Linked DNA regions of Homo sapiens: regions 2 and 3 are each linked to region 1. The links are chromatin loops, found by intact Hi-C in ENCODE. Cell type or tissue: B cell. All regions are shown on one strand.

What was found. A loop is a pair of places that touch in the nucleus more often than their neighbours do. Peaks named below come from ENCODE experiments on the same cell type or tissue, not always from the same donor. Only the 100,000 strongest peaks of a DNase experiment are listed, where the experiment ranks them.
Region 2: a loop joins it to region 1, with 10 times the contacts of the local background. A loop is called at or near these places in 5 of 110 quality-filtered maps.
Region 3: a loop joins it to region 1, with 32 times the contacts of the local background. A loop is called at or near these places in 93 of 110 quality-filtered maps.

The regions. Positions count from the first base shown.
Region 1 is chr6:7,273,049-7,281,048 of GRCh38, reverse strand. No RefSeq gene overlaps it. Among named protein-coding and RNA genes, the nearest start is that of SSR1, 36 kb to the left of the region's middle. RefSeq lists enhancers at 4,703-4,872, 7,116-7,617. In B cell, CTCF peaks have their summits at 4,738 and 4,939 (motif pointing left); DNase peaks (open chromatin) are centred at 3,038, 3,766 and 4,938; H3K4me3 peaks cover 1,414 bases; H3K27ac peaks cover 2,301 bases.
Region 2 is chr6:8,003,071-8,011,070 of GRCh38, reverse strand. The region is part of intron 4 of BLOC1S5-TXNDC5 (BLOC1S5-TXNDC5 readthrough (NMD candidate)); the gene reads left to right. Among named protein-coding and RNA genes, the nearest start is that of BLOC1S5, 57 kb to the left of the region's middle. In B cell, CTCF peaks have their summits at 4,445 and 4,645 (motif pointing right); a DNase peak (open chromatin) is centred at 4,660.
Region 3 is chr6:7,611,576-7,619,575 of GRCh38, reverse strand. It overlaps SNRNP48 (small nuclear ribonucleoprotein U11/U12 subunit 48), which reads right to left. Exons shown (of 9, transcript NM_152551.4): 9 at 7,609-8,000. Among named protein-coding and RNA genes, the nearest start is that of SNRNP48, 25 kb to the right of the region's middle. RefSeq lists a silencer at 3,286-3,580. In B cell, CTCF peaks have their summits at 3,704 and 3,910 (motif pointing right); a DNase peak (open chromatin) is centred at 3,915; H3K27me3 peaks cover 522 bases.

The sequences.
Region 1 (8,000 bases):
AAAAGAAAAAAAATCACAATTTTGATCGGAATGTCCTCCTGGAAATTATTTAAAAGTTTGGCCGGGCACGGTGGCTCACGCCTGTAATCCCAGCACTTTGGGAGGCTGAGGTGGATGGATCACAAGGTCAGGAGTTCAAGACTACCTTGACCAATATGGTGAAACCTCGTCTCTACTAAAAATACAAAAATTAGCTGGGCGTGGTGGCACGCGCCTGTAATCCCAGCTACTCATGAGGCTGAGGCAGGAGAATCACTTGAACCCGGGAGGCAGAGGTTGCAGTAAGCTGAGATCACGCCACTGCACTTCAGCCTGGGTGCTTCCGTCTCAAAAAAAAAAAAGTTCACACATTTTTAGACATTTCAGTGATGTTTTAGAATAAAGGTGATTTAAGATTGGTTTTACAGGCACTCTTGGGCTGTCAGCTAGTTGGCTTTTCAGATGATGATCATAAAGACACTCCCCCTCACGCAGGTATATGAGTAAGTAAGGTCTACCCCATCCACACTCCCATACTGACTTTCCATTCCCAATAATTGCACAGACTGCATACTCTGATCGCTTATTAAACATTTCTAAGGAAGCCGAGATGGATCTTTGATGTAATTTTCTCATCTGTATACCCAGCCAGTAAGTCAGTAGCACCTAAGATTTCTTTCCCTTCAAGATTGTATTCTAAGCAGTAGAATTAAAGTGTTCTTCATAGAAAAAGTAACTTTTAATTAGAGGCTGTGCAAACTCTGGAGAATCAGTCTTTGTTACCAGATAATAATGTTTTTAGCTTTTTCTGCTGAGAGGAAAAAATGCTTTGAAGAATAAAAAATACTAGAGCATAACAAGCTTGGGGAGTTAGGAAAAAATATATTAGGGCAGTAAGAACCAGCATTACGTCTTCTCTGCAATGCTTGAAACATTCAGTATTAAACTTTGGATTAATCCAAAGTCTGAAGAGAAATACACCAAAATGCTAAAGCCGTTTTTGGTTAGGATAGTGGACTTTTTTTTTCTTCTTCAGAATGTTTGTAATGAGCCTATATTTTATAATGGAAGCAATAAATGCAAATGTGAAATTTATCTGAGCCTCCTACAATGAGTATAATAAATCCAGTGGTTGTGGATAGCTTATTTGTGGCCCCAAAAGAAACGGAGCCACTTTTTAAAACTTGGATGCATTGTCACTACATAGTGAAAGAAAATCAAGATATTCTTTTTTTTTTTTTTTTAAACGGTGTCTCACTCTGTTGCGCAGCTGGAGTGCAATGGCGCAATCTTGGCTCACTGCAACCTCCGCCTCCCGGGTTCAAGCGATTATTCTGCCTCAGCTTCCTTAGTAGCTGGTATTACAGGAATGTGCCACCACGCCCAGCTAATTTTTGTATTTTTAATAGAGACGGGGTTTCACCATGTTGGTCAGGCTGGTTTTGAACTCCCAACCTCAGATGATCCACCTGCCTAGGCCTCCCAAAGTGCTGGGATTACAGGTGTGAGCCACCGCGCCCAGCCCAAGATAAGAGTCTTTTTTTGTTTTTGTTTTTTTGACACAGAGTCTTGCTCTGTCATCCAGGCTGGAGTGCAGTGGCGTGATCTCGGTTCACTGCAAGCTCCGCCTCCCGGGTTCACCCCATTCTCCTGTCTCAGCCTCCCGAGTAGCTGGGACTACAGGTGCCCGCCACCACACCCGCCTAATTTTTTGTATTTTTAGTAGAGACGGGGTTTCACCGTGTTAGCCAGGATGGTCTCGATCTCCTGACCTCGTGATCCACCCACCTTGGCCCCCCAAAGTGCTGGGATTACAGGCGTGAGCCACCGCACCCGGCCCCAAGATAGATTCTTAATAGAAAACCCTTGAAAGTATTTCTCCTTTTCAGGGACTCAGCCTTTCTCTTTGCTGTTTGTAAAAACATGAGCTCCTCTCTGCTGCCGAGTTGGTGCCAGGCCAGTGCTCAGTGCAGCCACTCCTGCCCCACCCCCTTGCCTCTCGGGCTTTATGCCCACAAGAGTCCAAGCCACTCTATCAGATCCTGACTCTTCTCTTCTGGAAACTCTCCTCTGGCTTCCACTGGCATCTAGGTGAGCACAAGTGCTCCACCACTGCCTGCAGGGCTCTCCAGTATCTCGCCCTCCCTGCCTTGCCCCTTCCTGTGCTGCCCTCCAGGCTTCCTGGCCAGCCACCTCCTCATCTTCTACCCTGCCAGGCTTGTCCAGGATCAGGGCCTTGGCAGTAATCCCCTCTGCCCAGGTCTCAGCCCCCATCTTCCCTGCTCTTAGTCTTCCTGAAAACTCCCCTCATGGAAGGCCCCACACACCCTGCTCTGTTCTCATTATCTTCACCACTATCAGAAGTTACCTTGGGCTGGCCGCAGTGGCTCACACCTGTAATCCCAGCACTTTGGGAGGCTGAGGTGGGCAGATCACTTGAGGTCAGGAGTTCGAGACCAACCTGGCCAACATGGTGAAACCCTGTGTCTACTAAAAATACAAAAATTAGCCAGGTGTGGCGCGCACCTGTAATCCCAGCTACTTGGAAAGCTGAGGCAGGAGAATCACTTGAACCCGGGAGGCAGAGGTTGCAGTGAGCCGAGATCATGCCACTGCACTGCAGCCTGGGCGACAGAGCAAGTCTCTCTGTCTCTCAGCCTGGGCGACAGAGCGAGACAGACTCTCTCTCTCTCTCTCTCTCTCTCTCTCACACACACACACACACACACACACACACACAGAAGTTACCTTGTCCTTCCATTGCCCATCACCCCTTGTGAATGTAAGCTTATGACAGCAAGAATTTTGTCACCAGCTCACCAAGTCTTAAAACAGGACCTGACACACGTGGTAGGTGTTTCATGTGAATTATTTATCACACTGTGAAGTAGGTGTATCTCCATTTTGCAAATAAGGAAATTGAACACAGGTTAAATTAACTTGCCAGAAATTCCACAACCGTTAAGTGGCAGAGCTGGACACAGGTTTGTGTGTCCTGTTCACAAATGCGTGCATCTCTGGCTGGGAACTTGCAGGGTTATGGATCAGACTGCTCCACCTTGAGAAGTGGAAATGGCATCTTGGTTGTACATTGCAGCTCAAACCAGGAAGCATTTACTAAAACAAAAACTTAACAGAAACTGGCAAGCAAGTGCATAGGCGTTGCTATAGATGGTTTCTGTGAAATTCCATTAGGTGAGTTCCATAAAGGGAAGTGAAACAATAGATCACAGCTGTAGCTTCAAAATAAAAAGTTGGTTCCTAAATTGAGTGAATTGTAATCTTAACTATTTTCTCCTTAAACGCATAATGACAAAGTTACCAAATTCCCAGTGGAAACAACTCCGTAACATATCACAGGCACACAAAGCTGCCACACGAACCCCGTGAGGAAAGAGACCAAAGGAAAACTATTTGTTCAAGCTCCCTTTGAGTAGTGCCTCACGTCAGGAGACTAGCTGTGTCTTTAAGAATTTGTAAAAGGAGGCTGGGCACAGTTGCTCATACTTGTAATCCCAGCACTTTGGGAGGCCAAGGCAGGTGGATCACCTGAGGTTAGGAGTTTGAGACCAGCCTGGCCAACATGGTGAAACCCCGTCTCTACTAAATATGCAAAAATTAGCCAGGCATGGTGGTGGGCGCCTATAGTCCCAGCTGCTTGGGAGGCTGAGGCAGGAAAATTGTTTGAACTCAGGAGGTGGAGGTTGTAGTGAGCCGAGAGTGTGCCACTTCACTTCACCCTGGGTGACAGAGTGAGACTCCGTCTCCAAAAAAAAAAAAAACAGAAGAGAATTTGTAAAAGTTGGCTGGGCACAGTGGCTCACGCCTGTAATCCCAGCACTTTGGAGGCCAAGGCGGGAGGATGACTTGAGCCCAAGATTTTGAGACCAGCCTGGTTGACAGAGTGAGACCCCCATCTGTGTTTTAAATTATATGTATGTGTTTTTAAAAAAGAATTTGTAAAAGTATACTTCTATGGTTTTTTTTGTTTGTTTGTATGTTTGTTTCTTTTTTGAGATGGAGTCTTGCTCTGTCACCCAGGCTGGAGTGCAGTGGCACAGTCTTGGCTCACTGCAACCTCCGCCTCCCAGGTTCAAGCAATTCTTCTGCCTCAGCCTCCCGAGTAGCTGGGACTGCAGGCAGGTGCCACTACCCCTGGCTAATTTTTGTGGCTTTTTTTTTTTGAGACGGAGTCTCGCTCTGTCACCCAGGCTGGAGTGCAGTGGCACGATCTCGGCTCACTGCAAGCTCTGCCTCCAGGGTTCCGGCCATTCTCCTGCCTCAGCCTCCTGAGTAGCTGGGACTACAGGCGCCAGCCACCACGCCCAGCTAATTTTTTATATTTTTAGTAGAGACGGGGTTTCACCGTGTTAGGCAGGCTGGTCTCGATCTCCTGACCTCGTGATCCACCCGCCTCACCCTCCCAAAGTGCTGGGATTACAGGCGTGAGCCACCGCGCCCGGCCCACTTCTATGTTTTTTGAGTCAGAGCCTCGCCCTGTTGCCGAGGCTGGAGTGGAGTGCTGTGGCGCCATCTCAGCTCACTGCAACCCCCGCTTCCCAGGTTCAAGGGATTCTTGTTCCTCAGCCACCCAAGTAGCTGTGATTACAGTCACATGCCCCCATGCCCAGCTAATTTTTTTTTGAATTTTTAGTAGAGACAGGGTCTCGCCGAGCTGCCCAGGCTGGTCTCGAACTCATGGCCTCAGGTGATTCTCCCAACTCGGCCTCCCAAAGTGCTGGGATTACAGGTGTGAACCACCACGCCCAGTTCTAAGTTTCTCATAAGGAGAATAAATAGTTACTCGTGTCTGTGGTTTTTTTGGTTTCATAATTTTAAATCTGTAGTATTTCTCCTCTGCAAGAGTTCCCTAAATGATGCGAAAACATTTTAAAGCATACCTGGTTATCCTCAGGCTCCCTTGATGCCCGTCCGATGAGTGTGTTTTGCTGCCCTCTGCCGCTCATGGGCGGTACAGCAGTGACTGAACAACCCATTCCCGGGTCTGCCCCTTGGTATTGCCAGAAAGCTGGAGAAGCCTGGGAAGAAGACAAGACTGTTAGGAATCATTCTCTCCTAAAGCAAACCCCCTACTCCAACCAGCCTAACAGCCTGTGCTCCACCCCTACCCCAGAATTAAAATGAAAATGAAAAATGCTGCTTTTGCTAAGACATCAGTGAAATAATCTCGGATTTTTTAAGTAATTTGAATGGTTTGTGTTGGTAGAAAGATGAATGCTGTGAGACAAGCCCGTGGGTCATCTGTAGAGCTGCCTGACCACGCCCAACATGTGCTGCAGCTTGCCTCCCAAAGGAGCAGTCTTTGAGGACAGACAAAGCTGGCCACCTGTCGACTTTGCCACTGTCATGTCCATATACGTATACACACAGGATGACTTCAGATGAACAAATCAAATATTTTCAGTTGCTGGACAGTCAGTAGTATAGTATGATGGTTAATAGCTGTTGGAGGCCAGGCACGGTAGCTCCAACAGTAATCCTAGCCTGTAATCCCAGCACTTTGGGAGGCCGAGGCAGGAGGATCACTTGAGGCGAGGAGTTCGAGACCAGCCTGGGCAATATAGTAAGACCCCATCTCTACAAAAAAATTTAAAATTAGTTTTTTATGTATTAAAAAAATAGCTGTTGGAATTAGCCCTTGTTTGAATCAAAACTTACCCACTCAGTGGCTAGATTACCTTGGGCAAGTCACTTGTCTCAGCCTGTCTCTTCATATACAAAATGGGGATAATAGTAACTACAGTTATTAGTTACCCTAGGAATATTAATAAAGTCCTTGCTGTATGTCAAGGGTTTTACTTTTTAAAGGTTCTGCATGTTAAGAAAAAGCTGATCCCAATGCCTGGCACAGAGTAGCCTTCAAATTTTCACCACTAAGAATATTTATTTCTTCATTACATAAGCCATGTTTATTTGTCAGCCAACTGAAAACCACTATCAGCAACTTATTCCTCCCTGTGAACTTCTGGTAGCGGCCTCTCATCTACTTAATGTTCGAGTTGGAAAGAATCTTAAGAGTCATCTAGTCCAGCTCTTTACCCAATGCAGGACCCTCTTCTCTAACCACCTGTATGAACACCTCTACCTGGCCAGGTGGCCTGTCTTTGGACAGCTCAAATACTAGTTCCTCCTTGAACCCAAATCAACTTCCCTGTTGATGTCCTAGTTCTGCTCTGCAGATCTTCTTAGAAAAAAAAAATCTGCCTTCTGTCCCTTACAACAGCCCTTGATGTGTTTGAAGAGAGCTATCACTTCTTTCTTTGTGAACAATCATGTTATCCAGGCCAAGGTCAAATGTCCTGCAGCCTACATGGGTGTTTTAAAGACTATATTCCGGGCCGGGCGCAGTGGCTCTTAATCCCAGCACTTCGGGAGGCCGAGGCGGGCAGATCATGAGGTCAGGAGTTTGAGACCAGCCTGGCCAACATGGTGAAACCCCGTCTGTACTAAAAATACAAAAATTAGCTGGGCATGGTGGCACGTGCCTGTAATCTCAGCTACTCAGGAGCCTGAAGAAGGAGAATTGCTTGAACCTGGGAGGCGGAGGTTGCAGTGAGCCAAGATTGAGCCACTGCACTCCAGCCTGGGCGACAGAGCGAGACTCTGTCTTAAAAAAAAATATATATATATATTATATATATATAATATATATTATATATATATTATATATATATATATAATATATATTATATATATATATATTATATATAATATATATATAATATATATATTTCCATAGAGCAATTTTGTTTTCAAGGAAACACTGCCTTTATTAAGATAATTGTCTGGCTCCTTGAAACCTTACAGATTCTATTGAATTATGTAAATTAAAGGGTCCAAGTGATGACCTGAGATAAAAGATGGAAATGATGGCCATTAGCTCTCTCCCTCCAAAACACGTTACTTCAGCAATTCCTTCCTGCTCTGTGGCACTTGCAAAGTGCCCCGAGACTGGGGGTAAAGGGTGGGGCTTCCTTGAAGTGCAAGGTTCAGGATGCCATCCCCAGGGAGGCTCTGACACTGGGCTGGGGCCCAGGAGTCTGTATTTTAACAAGTGCTGCTGGTTTTCCCACAAGCGTGCTGCACACCGTTACCCAGGGCAAGCTGTGGCTGACAGCCACGACGTCCCTAAGCAGCCATGTGGCAGGCTGGCACCAGCACGCCGAGGGCGGGGGGAGCCTGTGTCTGATGAGGCTCCTGCTGCCCAGCCGTGTTCCGTGACCCCTTCCTGATACTTCTCACCCTTTGTTTCATAGCTGCAAGGTCACCTGAAATGGGTGGGGGCTGCTGCCCCTTACTGAGCACTTAGCTCTGACCTGGGACCCTCAAAGCATTTGACTTGTGTTCACTCATCCCGTTCTCTATCTGAGAGCATTTGACTTGTGTTCACTCATCCCGTTCTCTGAGAGCATTTGACTTGTGTTCACTCATACCGTTCTCTATCTGAGAGCATCTGACTTGTGTTCACTCATACCGTTCTCTATCTGAGAGCATCTGACTTGTGTTCACTCATCCCGTTCTCTATCTGAGAGCATCTGACTTGTGTTCACTCATACCATTCTCTACCTGAGAGCATCTGACTTGTGTTCACTCATACCGTTCTCTGAGAGCATCTGACTTGTGTTCACTCATACCGTTCTCTGAGAGCATCTGACTTGTGTTCACTCATACCGTTCTCTATCTGAGAGCATCTGACTTGTGTTCACTCATACCGTTCTCTATCTGAGAGCATCTGACTTGTGTTCACTCATACCGTTCTCTATCTGAGAGCATCTGACTTGTGTTCACTCATACCGTTCTCTATCTGAGAGCATCTGACTTGTGTTCACTCATACCATTCTCTACCTGAGAGCATCTGACTTGTGTTCACTCATACCGTTCTCTGAGAGCATCTGACTTGTGTTCACTCATACCGTTCTCTACCTGAGAGCATCTGACTTGTGTTCACTCATACCGTTCTCTACCTGAGAGCATCTGACTTGTGTTCACTCATACCGTTC
Region 2 (8,000 bases), 730 kb before region 1:
TTCCCAGCTACTGTCTCTTTGAATATTGTATCTCCCTCATTCTCTCTATTCTCTCCTTTAGGAAATAAAATTAAGACTTCTGTTTTATGATCTCACTGTCCTCTCCATATCTCTTAATCCCTGTTTTATATTTCCCATCTCTCTGTCTCTAGGTGTTGAATTCTGGATAATTTCTTTAAATCTATTTCATTAATACTGTCTTCACTCTATCTCTAACCTATTTTACCCATCTGTTGTTAATTATAGTTATTATTTTTTTTATTTTCAAAAGAGTTGTTTGGTTCTTTCTTAAACTTTCCTGGGTTGTCTGGGATGGTTCCATTATTCCTTCTTTTTCTTTTCTTTAAACATATTAAAAGTACTTATTTTACATTCTGTACGTGGTAATTTCAGTATTTTTTGTGGATCCAGATTTATAGTTTGTTGCTTGTTTTTGCTGAAACAAGTTTATGGTGACGAGTTTCCTAATGTGATCAGTCATTTTTTATTTTAAGTTTGCATTCCTCTGAACTTTCTTTTGGGAGATTTTTTTTTTTAATTTCAAATATAGTCCTACAGAGAAGATTTTTTTTCCCTGCAGCACCAATTTGTTTATTGTGACACTACAAACCACAGACCACTTCAAAATCAGTTTTCATCTTGGATTCCCTGTCTCTCCCTTTTCTACTCCTTAAGCTTTTGCACCCACACACACATGTGTGTATGTATACGCACTCACAAAATGTGGATTTCAGCCCTAAACACCTGTGACTGTTGGCTTCGTTGAGGCATTCCCAGAGGAGACGTTTTTCTTCCTTTATATCTCTTCTTGAATAATGAAGAAGGGTAAATTTAGGTGTTTTCCTAGTTCACTCCTGAGGACAGTGTCCTCTGAGGCTTTACAAGTCCTCCTGCTCATCCAGCTCAGTCCCTGTTATGGACTGAATTTTGTCTCCCCTGAATTCATCAAGTAAAGCTGTAACCACATTGTGACGGTATTTGGAGACAGGGCCTTTAAAGAGGTAATTAAGGTTAAATGAGGTCATAGGGCGGAGAAGAGAGACCCCAGAGCTCTTCCTGCACATAGAGGAAAAGTCCTGAGATCACAGCAGGAAGGCAGCCATCTGCAAGCCAGGAAGAGGCGCCTCATAGGAACCACATTTTTCAGGACCTTGGCCTTAGACTTCTTGCCAGCACATCTTTAAGAAAATTAATTTTTATTTAAGCCACCAAGCTTGTGGTATTTTGTTATGGCAGGTGGAGAAGACTGAGAAAGTCCCTCACTTTGATTCCTGTCCCTCACGCAGGTATGGCTCCTAACAACTGGGGCCTTCCTAGGCTGCAGGGATGGGGATGCCTTTAGGGCAGTTATCCAGAGCTGAATTACCCTATAGAATGTCCCAGTCTCCTGAGCTGCCTTCAGTTGTTTTCACTAATTTGCCATAAATTCAGTCAAGAATAATAAATAAAGTTTAAATTTTTTTCTAGCATTTCTGGTGTTCAGTGGCCAGACAGATTTCTCTGTACAGAAATGGCATGTTATACAAGTACATGGTGATTTTATCATATTCTCCAAAAAAGAACACGCCCATATTCTAGTGTAAACGATACCTTTTTACTTTTTCAATATTACACTAAATCTTTTATATTAGATTATTTCCTGTTATCCATGAACTAATATGATTGTCTCTATTGCTTCTATTGGATTGATCTTTTACTGTTTATGAGCTAATGAAGGCAAATAAGAGTTCAGTAGTGTTCTAAACCTGCGTAACTCTTACCTGAATACCTGATTTTGGAATTTTTAATCTTTAGGACATTATTGTGCTTTGTGAAAATGTCTCAGGCTACTATTATGGGCATGAAAATAGAGGGGGCTTGATCTGTGCTATTAAACCCAAAGTGCCATGAAAATCTGGAGGAGTCACAGATGCCTCCAAGATACATAGTGAATTCTCTTCTTTGCTTTTATAATACATAAACTTTGTATCTGAACATTTCCATGTACTGTTTGAACAGTTTCCTACTGTGCATGGGTTTTCTGGTTGCCATTGCAAATGAAAAGGTAGCGGGTTTTATTGCTTTGGAATTTAGCATAATGTCTGCCTTTCCTGAAATTGTACCCGGGAGGCTTTTTATTTTTATTTATTTATTTATTTATTTTTTGCCATTTGGGGCTGTAAGTCTCTCAGGATGAAAAATACCAGAAAAATATTTTAAACATTAATTCAGTCAAAATATTTGAAGCTCCCATTACAGACGATATATTTTCTAGTAGTTTGTTCTTAGACTTTCAGAAAGGTTTTGTAATTATTTCATAATTTTCAACCCCAATAAAATGTTAATATTTTATTGACTTGGTGCAAATCAAGGTCATAGAATGAATGGAGAATGGAAATCAGTCATAGCGTATCACCTACTGCCTGCTCTTCCTCATTCTGCTCTTTCTTTTTTCTTTTTTTTTTTTTGAGACGGAGTTTCGCTCTTGTTGCCCAGGCTGGAGTGCAATGGCGCAACCTTGGCTCACTGCAACCTGCGCCTCCTGGATTCAAGCGATTCTCCTGCCTCAGCCTCCCAGGTAGCTGGGATTACAAGTGCCTGCCTCCACACCCAGCTAATTTTTGTATTTTTAGGAGAGATGAGGTTTTACCATGTTAAAGTTATTATACATTTTTATTTTCAGAAGAGTCGTTTGGTTCTTTCTTAAACGCCAGGCTGGTCTCAAACACCTGACCTCAGGTGATCCACCCACCTCGGCCTCCCAAAGTGCTGGGATTATAGGCATAAACCACCGTGCCCAGCCCTCTGTTCATTTTTGAATCTTAACTGCTACAAATAATGCTTTCTTGTGACTGGTCTGGCAATGATAGCAAAACAGCATTTCCTCTGGTATTTTCCTATTTATGTTCCATAAGCAAGAGAAAACAAACTTGGATTTTCAGATGTGATACACTTCAAAGAGCAGTAAGTTAGTAAGTACGCTAACATTTGATCCTCACAAAAACTCAAGCTTCAAATTATCTCTGAAGAAATAGTCCAAATTAATTTAAGGTAAGTAAATACAGTACTCATATTTGTATAACATAACTTAGAGCCTACTTTTTAAGTGCCTTATATGTAGTTTAATCTTATTTCATCATTATAACCAAGAAATACCCATTATATTCTTTTAGAGGAAGAGCAAAACAGCACAGAAATACAAGGAATATAGTGTTTTGCCCACCCAATGTTGAGCTAGCAACAACACATCAGATAGACTAAATAATACTTTCATGGTTTTTAAAAAAATCCATAAGTGATACCATGAAAATCCATAGTACAGATGGATCCAAAAATTTTTCTTTATCATTACATCGCTTTCTAAAATGATAGTCTGATGTACTACAAACATTAATAAGTCAATATGTGAAATTCTGCTCTAAAATATTCTGAATCATTAAAGGTATTTACTATTATTTCATCATTCGCTGTGTGGTCAGGCTTTGCCATAGGTTAAAATATAACATGAGATGATAGATATGTTAATTAGCCTGATTGGATCATTCCACAATGTATGCATATATCAACCCATCACATTGTACCTAATAAATATATACAATTATTTATCAATTTAAAAAAGGAGCCAAGCACAGTGGCTCACACCTGTAATCCCAGCACTTTGGGAGGCTGGGGCAGGAGGATCACTTGAGGCCAGGAATTCAAGACCAGCCTGGGCAACATGGTGAGACTTTGTCTCTAAAAAAAAAATAGGAAAAAAGAAAAAGAATATAACATGAATGTAGGTAAGATTAAGATAGAAAGTGCCACCCTGGGAAGAGGCCAGTAAAGTGCCACCCTGGGAAGAGGCCAGTGCATGATTCAAGGACATTTAGAACAGACAACACCAAGCTCAAGTGGTGCAGCATTTACTGATAGCAAGAGAGGAGAGAGTGTGTACACAAGATCCAGCCGTTTGCGTCAGTGCCCTGTGGCCAGCAGGTCCACTCTGCAGACCATGTGGTCAGTACTGTATTTTTTTAAAACTTGAAATGAATGAGGATATGTGCATTCCATCATTCCTTGGAGCAATTGTTTTCCCCTTTTAACTTTAAAAAAGAAAAGTTTGGTTGAGACCTGGCAGGCATTGAAAGTTAGCCTCCATTGCAAGTATTATCACCATTTATGAGTGTGAGGTTTTACCATAATAGAAGTCAGTGTACGAGGTTATCTGTGTTGTGCTTAAAATTTTCTCTACATAGACCTGATTTTTGACTTTTGTGAAATTGTTTATATTGCTAACATTTATCATTCAGAGAAAATATTCTGTAAATGTTGATTTAATGTAATAGTTTCCCTTAAAATAGAATTTATAGAGAATTTGAAAAGAAAACCACAAGTTAATTCACTTTTTAAAAAACTTCATGTCATCTGAATACTTAAGCTGCTTTGTTTGGAAAGTGTCTTTTTAAAGAAAATAGTTAATAAAATTACAGTAAGATAATTGTCACAAAATAAAAATCTTAGGTGGCCAGTTGTGTATTACAGAGATTTGGTTTTAACAATTATACAAGTTATTTAAGTGGGAAACATTAATATTAAATTTTATTAAGAAAAATTTTGACACCAAAAAATCTGTCCTTCACTTAGAATATAAAATGTATAGCTGAACACCAGCAGGTGTCACTGTGATAACATGTTTTCCCCCCCTGAACAGTTTTATGTGGATGGGTGCATACCATCTATGGACAAAGATATTTAGGAGATAATAAATGTAAGTTATATAGCTGAATAAAAATACCAAAATGTAGGAAAAGCCTATGAGTTCCATGATGGTTAGGAATGCTGTATTTTTTTTTTTTTAGGATTGCTGTATTTTTAGGAGAATTGTATTTTTTTCTCGCTTTCTTCATGTCATAAACATACAGTCTTCCATTATGTAAGTGATGTGCTGTTTTATTAGCAATAAAAGTAGAGTAAAAATCCCTTTATATTTGGGCTATGTTGAAGTATAGAATGGTACAAAAATCATTAAGTTACACCTTGTATAACCAAAGCCAAATTAAGAAACAGAACATTCCTAATAATGTTTTTATATGGGTTTTGAAAAACTTGGCCAGGCGCTGTGGCTCACGCGTGTAGTCCCAGCGGTTTGGGAGGCCGAGGCAGGTGGATCACTTGAGGTCAGGAGTTCCAACCTGGCCAATGTGGCGAAACCCTGTCTCTACTAAAAATACCAAAAAAGAGTTAGTTGGGCATGGTGGCGCGCACCTGTAGTCCCAACTACTCAAGAGGCTGAGGCAGGAGAATCGCTTGAACCCAGGAGGTGGGAGGTTGCAGTGAACCGAGATCGTGCCATTACACTCCAGGCTGGGTGACAGAGCGAGACTCCACCTCCAAAAAAAAAAAAAAAAAAGGAAGAAAAGAAAAGAAAAAAACTCTTGGTTCATTCCTCCAAATTAAGGCAGTTATAATTTTTAAGTTAATGTTTAAAGGCACAAAAATATAGCAATTGGTCGAAAATAGAAATTTAAGAGCTAGTTGTCAGTATTTTTTTCCCCACCTAGCATGGAAGCCAGAGTAGGATTTAATAAACATATGAGCATTGTTCTGTGTCAGGATTATATTCCAAAAGGCAGATAGTCAGAAATAGCACTCTATCTTAAAGGAATTTATAATTGAGTTGTGCACATGTAACAATAAAGTAGAAAACCAAGACCGTAACGTTACATAATACCACATCAAAGACTATGATATGCTAAGCAGGCAGCGTATGACTAAAATAAGTGAGTCCCAAGTAGGAACTGTCTTTGTGAGTTGTGGTCAGGGAATCATTTGTAGTAAAGATAAAACTTGAATGCAATAGGATTTGCGTTATGAAAAGGATGGCAGAATCTTTCCAGCTCAGTCTAGTTCAGTAAGCACCTGTGTTCCAGGAACTAGGGCTAAGAAGCTGACTAAAGCTTGGTTTCTGCCCTTGTTTATCAAAAACACAGGTGGACATACTTTTGGGAAATTTAGACAATAATCCATAGACTTCTTTGATGTTGAAGCAGTAGTGGATCAGTCTGGAAATTGGAAAGTGCACTGGAAATTGGAAATGAGAGAAGACTTGCATTTTGGTCATGCTTCCATCACTAAATTTGTACAGAGACTTTAAACACATCACATAGATGGTTTTCACATCATTTCCAACTTTAATAATTTGTGCTTATCCTGTAGGTAATGGGACTCTTACTGTAAGTGGCACGATGAAAGTGTTACAGGAAGGTTACTCTGTGGACTCAGATGTATGACTGATAGGTTGAGGAAATTATTAGCCTGCATTAGGATTTTTTTTTTAGAAAGTAGCTGAAAATAGCAATTTCTAGTCTAGACAGGGCAGGGATAGAGATGAAGATCTTGGCTTGGAAGTTAAGATTATGGGAATTTTTAACATCCATATATAGATATGTCTATGGACTGTTTGTGTTACTTATGACAATTACTGGCATGGCTTCAGATTTAGATAATCTCTATTTCTCTTTTATGTAAAATTGTAATTCTTAGCCCAAAGTGACTGAATTTTTGCTTTTGAGAACACCATTACTATAAGTAGGAAATCAAGAAAGTTATTAAATGGCCTTTGTCTTTTAGGTAAGTATTTTGCTTTTTATAATCAGTGCGAAAATACATCAGGTTTTATTAAGCAGCTACCTCTATTTAAGGATTTCCCATTTCCTTTCCCAGAAGACTGAATTATTCAAGGAAAAGAATGTTTTATGCTGTTTTATATCCCATGCATAGGACATGTGCTGACCACATATTAAAAAGGGGAGTTCGTGGGGGCTATGAGGATGCAAAGGCATAAGAATGATATCATGGATTTTGGGGGCTCGGGAGGAAGGATGTAAAGGGGTGAGAGATAGAAGACTACACATTGGGTGCAGTGTACACTGCTCAGGTGATGGGTGCACCAAAATCTCAGAAACCACCACTAAAGAACTTCTCCAGTTCCCCAACAACTATTGAAATAAAGAGAAAAGAAAAGGGAAGTTCTTGCTGTATTACAAGGCTGACCATGAGTTAGTTTGGTTAAGGAAGATTTGAGTTATCCTTGCTATTTACATTGCATTTGTGTTTTACAATAATTGAATATGAAGAAATAAAGACTAGATGAATGTGTTTCATTGTTTTTAATCAAAACTGTCAGGCTTGTCAATAGTCTGTCATCACCTGGTTTATAATAATTGCTATTTCTCTCTGGAAAGGCTTAAGCTTTTAAAGTAAGCTATATACTGCAAAGTAGAAACTTGAAATTTTACCTTTTTGGAAAAAAGTTACCCCCGTTAACAGTATTTTCCCCCAAAACCTCATTTAGATCATTTGTTTGGGACTTGGAATGCATCTCCCAATAGAAACAATGATGTACATGGTGATTAGGCTTTTAGCTGGCCCACAAACACGGTATCATGCCTCAAAATACCATAGTACCAGTAGTGATACGTAATGCTCTAAGCTAATAATGAGCCACTATATTTGATGATTTTTTTTTTTAAAGAACGGTATTCAGAGCCTTGACTTGTGGGACCTGGGATGTACCCCATTTGGCTGCAGCTCTGAAAGTCATATTGCCAGGTGGGAAAGCAAAGCAGAATCTCTTAGCTCCCGGTCCCTGAAGGAGGTATCTGCTGTTTAGGACCATTCCCTCTGCGGCTGCAGCCCCAACCTCCCACTGGCCTGCTTCCCTTTCTGTTTACTTGCTGCCTTGCCTCAAAACAGTTTGTTCTTCAACTCACTTTCAGAAAAAGCCTCACAGTTTCCCTTTTATCTGGTGTTGAAGAGATTCTGAGGTTTTTACTAAGGTTTTTGACAATAAGGAGAAGCAGATGAGAAGCACCCCTTTCCATCACCACTAGACACACACACAGCTTTAAGAGTGCTTAGGTGACACTGATGGTTCCCTAAACGCATCACTGGATAAAAGCATCTCCTTGTGCAGATTAAACGAGCTCCTGTAACATTTTGTTCTTGGTTTCCTTAGCGCGGGACGTTCTGTGGGGTAA
Region 3 (8,000 bases), 340 kb before region 1:
AAGTGTACTGTGTTTCCTAGTGGCTTTATTTTCCTTCTTTATAGTTGTGCAAATTTGTCACATGTTCTTCACTTAGAAGATATTTTTTGCATTGGAAAATAAAATTTAAGTATAAATTTACTGTGTCTCACCACTTCTTCCTCCCCAAAATCATCATTATTTTCCCTTTGTGTTTGATATTGAGCTGACGGGCATTCTACTCTAAAGCTGAAGTTCAGCCTCCTAGATTCCTGCATGGAATCATTCAACCCGTTTTTCCTGGGTGCCTTCTGTGTTCTAGGCTCCGTAGCAGGTGCTGGGTGCTCTGGAGTCAGGCTGCCTGAGGTCTCATCCCAGTGCTGTGTGAGCTCAGTCAAGTTGCTTAATCTCTCTGTGCGTTGGGTTTTGTTGGTTGGTTTGGGGTTGGGGGTTTTTATGTAGGAGAGAACAAACAATTAAATGAGTTAGCGTGTGAGGCCTGTAGGGCAGCCCTAGCTCCTTGGAGGCACTCAGTACCCATCAGCTCTCATCATCCCAGATGCCCAGAAAGGAACAGCCTTTGTGGCAGGGTGGGAAAGAAGTTTGTGTCTGCCAGTTTCTATTTTCTAAGTGAAGTGGGAAGTGGCCAGGCTGTCAGTTTGAGGAAAGCAAAGAAGACAGGAAGAGGGGAGTTAAAGGTGTGGAGGGGAGTGACTGGGGTCCTTACCCCTTCGTGGCACCAGGTTGGGGTCTTGTGATGCTCTCTAGCCGCACACGGCTAGGAACAGAGAGAAAGGCTTGGAAGAGTCCAGGCTGAGTTGCCCCCGGCTGCTGTGATGGAAGCCATCAGGACAAGGGATATGGCCACAGAGTGGGCGAGGTGACAAACAGAAGATGCAGACAGCAGGAATGCCACACCCCACTTGCTTCTGTAGGAGGCTGCCAGGTTGTTACATGGCCAGCATGAGCCACTTCGCCAGATTAGCATACAAGGAAGGCACTGTCACTCTTATTTTTCATATTGAAACCGACTCAGGCTACAACACACCAGATTCGCAGGAAGTTCAACATCTCCCACTTGTGGCTTGGCACCAACTCTTCGCATTGTCCAAAAACCCTCACGTGCTTATTAGTGTCTCCAAGGCCAGTCCCATCCAGTCACATAAAGCAAAACTCAGCAAATGCCCTCGGGGCTGAAGAAAACCACAGCTACCCCAGAACGAGGCTGCTCCGGAATGAGCTGCCCTGCCAGGCAGTGAGGATTGCAAGAGCTACAATCAAGCACTCTTCTTGTCTAATTCAAAGAGATCATGGGCACTACTGCGGGTTCCAAGACTTAGTGATTCTTTAAGGCAGCAAAATTCCACTTTTTCCAGAATATTTCCACCCAGGAAGTCCCACACTCAGAATAAGCCTGGATCCCCAGGATCCTACTCACAAGCAAGTACCCCAGGCAGAGAGGTGCTCCACCCAGCACTGCCCACAGCCTTTTTCATGTCCATGACAATCTGGGCATCCCATGGAACCCAGGTCACCAGGTTAGCTGTCTGAGGGAGGCCTTGGAGCTTACTTCTGTCAGTAGACCCGCCTCAGCAGGCACTATCTCCAAATGTAGAAGTCTGGATAATGCTCAGCCTCAAAAAGGAGAAGATTGGGGTTTTCATTTCTTTCCTCAAAGGAAGTTCATTATCTCCCTACACTTGAAGGAGGGACCAAAGAAAGGGACAGCCTCCTGAAGTCTCCAAAGAGGCCCTGGCCCACCCCTCTAGGACAAAGCTTGCTGCACGTCCACAGAAACAAATGTATTCACCTGATTCTTCCCAGGACAGAGAAAATCTGCCTTGCTGTCTCCGTCCCGACAGAGAAACAATGAGCAATGGCAGCTCCTCTCCATATAAATAAGTCATCAATTAGTTAAAAATTGATTTAAAATACTGTTGCTTTAGTCAACCAGACGTATACAGGTTAGAGAGAATATGTTCCTTTTTTTTCGAAATTGGATCGCCTTGGACACTGGTCCTCATTCATTCATCTGACAAATAGCTGTGGCGCGTCCACCATCTGCCAGGCACTGGGCATCCAGCAGGGAGCAGAGAAACCAAGTCCCTGCGCTTGTGAAACTTACAATCTCATAAGCTATGTTAGGCTACAAAGTGCTACAGGGGAAAACAATGGAAGGGGAAAGGGTGGAGAAAGTACAATTTTAAATAGGAGGGTCTGGAAAGGCGGCTCTGAAAAGATGACTCTGGAATAGAGAACCAGAGGACGTGAAGAACAAGATTTTCAACAGGAGGAAGAGCGAGAACATGAGATGGGACCAAACCTCATGCACCTGGGGAGCAAGGAGTGGATGCAGGATGGGTGAGGGAGGCCACGGTGGGAGGTGAGGTTAGAGCGAGGGGTGGGCACAGGCCATGCGGGCCTTTAGGTCTTGGTGAGAAATCTGGACTTTCCTCTGTGTGAGATGGGGACCCGCTGGAGGGTTCTGAGCAGAGAAGTGACATGGTCTTACCTTCATTATTATAGGACCGTGCAGGCTCCTGGCTCCTACACAGAGAAATAGACAAGATGGGAGACAAGCTGGAAGCATACAGACCCAGAAGAAAGTTTTCTGATTGTCTGGGATGATACTGGCTTTGATTAGGCTGATGGCAAGCGTGGTAGTAAGAAATGGGAAAACACTGAAATCAGTAGAATTTGCCAACGGATTAGAGGCGGATATGAGAAAAAGAGTGAAAGATGAGCCACTGGAAGAATAAAATTGCAATTTACTGAGATGAGAAAAACCAGAGAAAGGCTGTTTAGGATGGGAAGTGGAGAAGAAATAAAAAAATTGCTGTTAAGTGTATTTGCTTTCAGATGCCAATCAGATTGGGTATCCAAGTGGTGGTGTCCAGTCTGGAATTCAGGGGGAAAAGCTGGTGGTGTTTGGATTAGTCAGTACAAAAACGGCTTAGGCGGGGCATGGTGGCTCACGCCTGTAATCCCAGCATTTTGGGAAGCCAAGGCGGGAGGATCACCTGAGGTCGGGAGTTTGAGACCAGCCTGGCCAACGTGGTGAAACCCCATCTCTACTAAAATTACAAAAATTAGCTGGGTGTGGCGGCGGGCGCCTGTAGTCCCAGCTACTTGGGAGGCTGAGGCAGGAGAATCGCTTGAACCTGGGAGGCAGAGGATGCAGTGAGCTGAGATCGGCCACTGCACTCCAGCCTGGGCAACAGAGTGACTCTGTCTCAAAAAAAAAAAAAAAAAGTGGAGGTGGGGGACTTAGGGAGAGAATGCAGACAGAGAAGAGGTGGAAAGAGTGAACTGTGGGCATTACCATGCTTAAAGCTCAGAGGTAAGAGGAGGAATGAGCCACAGATAGTGAGAAGGAACAGCCTGTGAAGTGGAGGGAGAACCGGGAGATAGCAACGCCACCTATGGTTGGGTCAAGGCGAAGACTGAGACTCCCCCATTGGATTTGGCAGTGTGGAAACCATTTCTGGCCTTAGCTGAGAGTTTGAGTGGAGTGCTGGGGCAAATCTGATTGAGAATAGACTCAAGAGATAAGAAAACAGAAAGTGAGGATGACAAGTATAGAAAACTCTTTTGAAGAGGCTTGCCATCAAGGAGAGCAGAAAAGTGGGGTGGTAACTAGAGAAAGGTAGGGCTAAGGGAAGGTCTTTGTTGTTTCTTTGTTTTCAGATATTCTATCAGCAGGTTTGAGTGCTGGTGAGAATGAGTCAATAGAGAGATGACGGTCGGTGATGCAAGATAAAGGGAAATATTATGAACAACATCTTTGAGCAGGTGAGAGGGGAGGGTCTCCAGCACATAAGAAGAGGTGATAATCTTAGATCAAATGCAGAATAATTCATCCATTGTACCAGGTGAGATGAACTGGAAAATTGTCAGGCTTTTGTAAGTTCGCAGAATTTTATGCATGGAAGTTTCTGTTCAACTTTTTGCCATAAGGTGGCAGTAGCCAGCTGTGTATGAACCAAACAACCCTTAGCGAGCACCTTTGGGAAAATGGCAAAGGCTAAAGTCAATTTTGAGTATATGTTTTTAAAGGCATGGCAGGTATTCTGAAGAATGTGCTCCTCATCCTTCCGGCCTCATATTTTTTTTTTTTCTTTTGAGATGGAGTCTCGCTCTGTTCCCCAGGCTGGAGTGCAGTGGTGCAATCTCGGCTCACTGCAACCTCCGCCTCCTTAGTTCAAGTGATTCTCCTGCCTCAGCCTCCCAAGTAGCTGTGATTACAGGCCCGGCCTGGTCTTAAATAGCATCTTCTCAGTCAGTCCTTCCCTGTCTAGCCTCTCCAAGTAGGTCCATAAGGCTTTCTGGAGGAGGTGATAACTGTTCAGACTCCGAAAGCATATGTGGCCATAATGGAGACAGAGGGAAGAGCTCGGGGGAGGAATTCAGACAATTACTTAGGCAACTGTAAGTGGGGCTGGCCTGAGGGCAAAAAGAGGCAGGAAAAGCAATGAGGAGATGGTTGTAGTAGTGTAGGCAAGAGATGTTTGCCACTGGAACTAGGCAGGGTAGTAAGACACTGTGATTTATAATAAACATATATTTGGCCTTTGTCCCATTTTCTGAGCCATAGCTCCCAAACTCCTTGCAATCTCCAGTGATAGGTGTCTTTTTGTATCTAATGAACTGACGGGTGGCTGGGGGCTCCTGGATGGCCTCAGCATGAGGGCTAGTTACCAGGGGAACTGGCAGCATGATGACAGGGTTAGGACCTTCAGCCCTCCCTGTGCCCCATCTCTGAGGAGGGGAGGGGGGCTGAAGGTTGAGTTGATCACCAATGGCCAATGATATCATCGATCATGCTTACTTTTTTTTTTTTTTGAGACAGAGTCTCTCTCTGTTGCCAAGCCTGGAGGGCAGCAGCAATCTTGGTTCACTGAAACCTCCGCCTCCCGGATTCAAGCAATTCTCGTGCTTCAGCCTCCCGAGGAGCTGGGACTACCGGCGCCCACCACCACACCTGACTAATTTTTGTATTTTTAGTAGAGACGGGATTTCACCATGTTGGCCAGGCTGGTCTCGAACTCCTGACCTCAGATGATCCACTCGCCTCAGCCTCCCAAAATGCTGGGATTACAGGCGTGAGCCACCACACCTGGCCCATGCTCACTTATTGAAGCTTCCATAAAAACTTAAAAAGACTGGGTTCAGAGTTTCCTTTTGGGTTGCTGAACACATCTACATTCAGAAGGGGTGGTGCACTCCAACTCCATGGGGACGCAGGGTCCTGTGAGCGGGACCCTTCTCAACCTTGCCTTGTGTATTTCTTCATCTGGCTGTTCATTTGTAGCCTTTAAAATATTCTTTGTAATAAATCGGCAATAGCAAGTAAAGTGTTTGTTCTCCCAAGTTCTATGAGCTGAGCTAGCAAATGATCAAACTGCAAAGGGGATTGTGGGAACCCCCAATTTATAGCCAGTTCATCAGAAGTACCAGGGGCCCAGACTTGCATCTGACTGTATCTGAAGTGGGGATTAGTCTTGTGGGACTGAGCCCTTAACTTGTGGGATCTGATGATAACTCCAGGTAGACAATGTCAGAAATGAGTTAAATTGTAGGATGCCCAGCTGGCGTCCCCCAGAGAAGTGACGAGTGGGGAAAATCCACGCACATCTGGTCACGAAAGTGTTATGTGGTGAGAGTATAGTAAGAGAGAACAGTCCGCTGGCTTTTTCTTACTAAAATAGTAGTATGGAAAGACGGGGTGGGCTCAGTACAGGTTGAGTTTCCCGTATCCGAAATGCTTGAGACCAATTCAGATTTTGGATATTTTTCAAATTAGGGGATATCTGCATATGCAGATTGAGATATCTTGGGAATGAGACCCAAATCTAACATGAAATTCACTTATGTTTCATACATACCGTATATGCATAGCCTGAAGGCAATTTCATATAATATTTCAAATAATATTGTGCATGAAACAAAGTTTTGACTGAGACCTATCACATGAGGTCAGGTGTGGAATTTTCCTCTTAGGCTCAAGAGCATGTCAGCACTCAAAAAGTTTTGGATTTTGGAGTATTTCAGATTTCAGATTTTCAAATTAAGGATACTCAACCTGTACAAGATACTTAGGAGGTAATCTACAGTGGTAATGGAAATGGGGAAATCGAGAATGACTCTCAGGTCCTTTTTGTTTTTGTTTTTGTTTTTTTGTTTTTTTGAGACAGGGTCTCACTCTGTCACCCAGGCTGGAGTGCAGTGGTGCAATCTCAGCTCACTGCAGCCTCAACCTTCTGGGCTCAAGTGATCCTCCTGCCTCAGCCTCCCCAGCTGCTGGGACTACAGGCATGTACCACCATACCTGGCTAATTTTTCATAGAGATGGTGTCTTGCTATGTTGCCCAAGTTGGTCTTGAACTCCTGGGCTCAAGTGATCCTCCAGCCTTGGCCTCTGAAAGTGCTGGGATTACAGCCATGAGCCACTGCACCTCGCCAGCTCTCTGGTCTTTAGCATGATCGAAAAGGAAGATGGTGACGTGAACCAAATGCAGAAAGACAGAGTGAGGAGGCAGAGGTTTGACGGAAGGGTGGTAACTGTAGTTTTGCAGTGTGGAGTCAGAAGTATGTGGACAGCACTAGGAGAAGCTGTGCTATTTTACGCATAGACACGGCGCTTGGAGGAGAGGTCTGGGCTGAAGTCATGGAATTGGTTGTCGGCATAGTTAAAACTAAGAGTGGGTCACAGCTGCTGGGCAGAGCATGCAGAATGAGAGAGAACACCGATCTGAGAATCCAAACCAGTCACAGGAGCCAGAGTAGAAAGGATGAGCTCACATCTGTAATGAATCACAGTAACAGTGGGCATTCAGTACCTGCGACATGTCAGACACTGCATGGGCCAAATCACATTATGCTTGACAATCTTCTGAGGGCATACAGTATGGAGAAGGTATGGAGGGACTAAGAGTCTGCCCAGGGTTACACAGCCTGTATTGTACCTGACTCATCTTACTGCCCTCTTTGATCAGTTATTCTGTCAGTATGTGAAGAATTTATTACGTTAAAGTATTGGTTTTTTAATTGTGTCGGCATTACCAAATAAAGCCCAGGCTCCTGCTTCATCTCTGTATTCCTGACGCTCCCTTTAATTACCTTTCTCATTCTAGACTAGGAGTCATGGCTTGCAGCTGGAGGAACATGGGTTACTAAAGCTCCACAATTACGGGAAATTATCCTCATAAAGAGTACTCAAGTAACTCAAACCCAGATCCCTTAATTGGTGACACAAGATGTGAAACTCCTAAGGAAGGACTCCCCGGAGCCTGCAGCCTTTCTTCATTCACCATTCTCCCCATGGCTGTATGTAGCAAGTACCCCTGCTTTATAATACTAAAATAAAGGACTAAAAGCTAGGTTAGGAATTTATATTCTATTTTAAGGCAGCCTCTTTTTTCTTAGGTGGACTTGTTTTTAAAATGGGAAAGTGACTTGACTTATTCAATAAAGATGAATCTAGCTCAGAGCCCCTTACATCTGGCAAATCTTATTTTTTCTTTCCTGAAAGGGAGCTCTAGAAATTACTGGTCCCAGTCCAAATATCCAAAAGCTATGAGCATTTTCTGTAACACCAAAAACTCCTAAATCTGTGACCACAGCAGGAAGTACAATCACTAATAAAACAAGTGTGGTTTAAAAGAGCGTTAGTTTAATAATTCACACACCTGCAGGATCAATTATAGCAAATGAAAAAGCAAGCTACATAAAAGGAAATTGACTTGTAAACACACTCAAGCAAATATAAGTGGGTTTTATTATTTTTATGCTCAGAATGCAAGAAAGCTTTGCGCCAGAACCGTTAAACATTCATGAACTCACTAAAAAGAAACAGAAAATGCCCTTAGAAGACGGGCGGGGCGAGGGGGAAGACCTATGAACATGTTTATAGAATTAATGTCTGTACTGTAGCATACACAGGTAATTAGAAAATATTCTCAATGCATTTAAGATATTTTCACTAAAGGGTTTGAGATTATCCAATTAGCTGTACTCGAAAGTGGCAAATACTTGAAGATCAT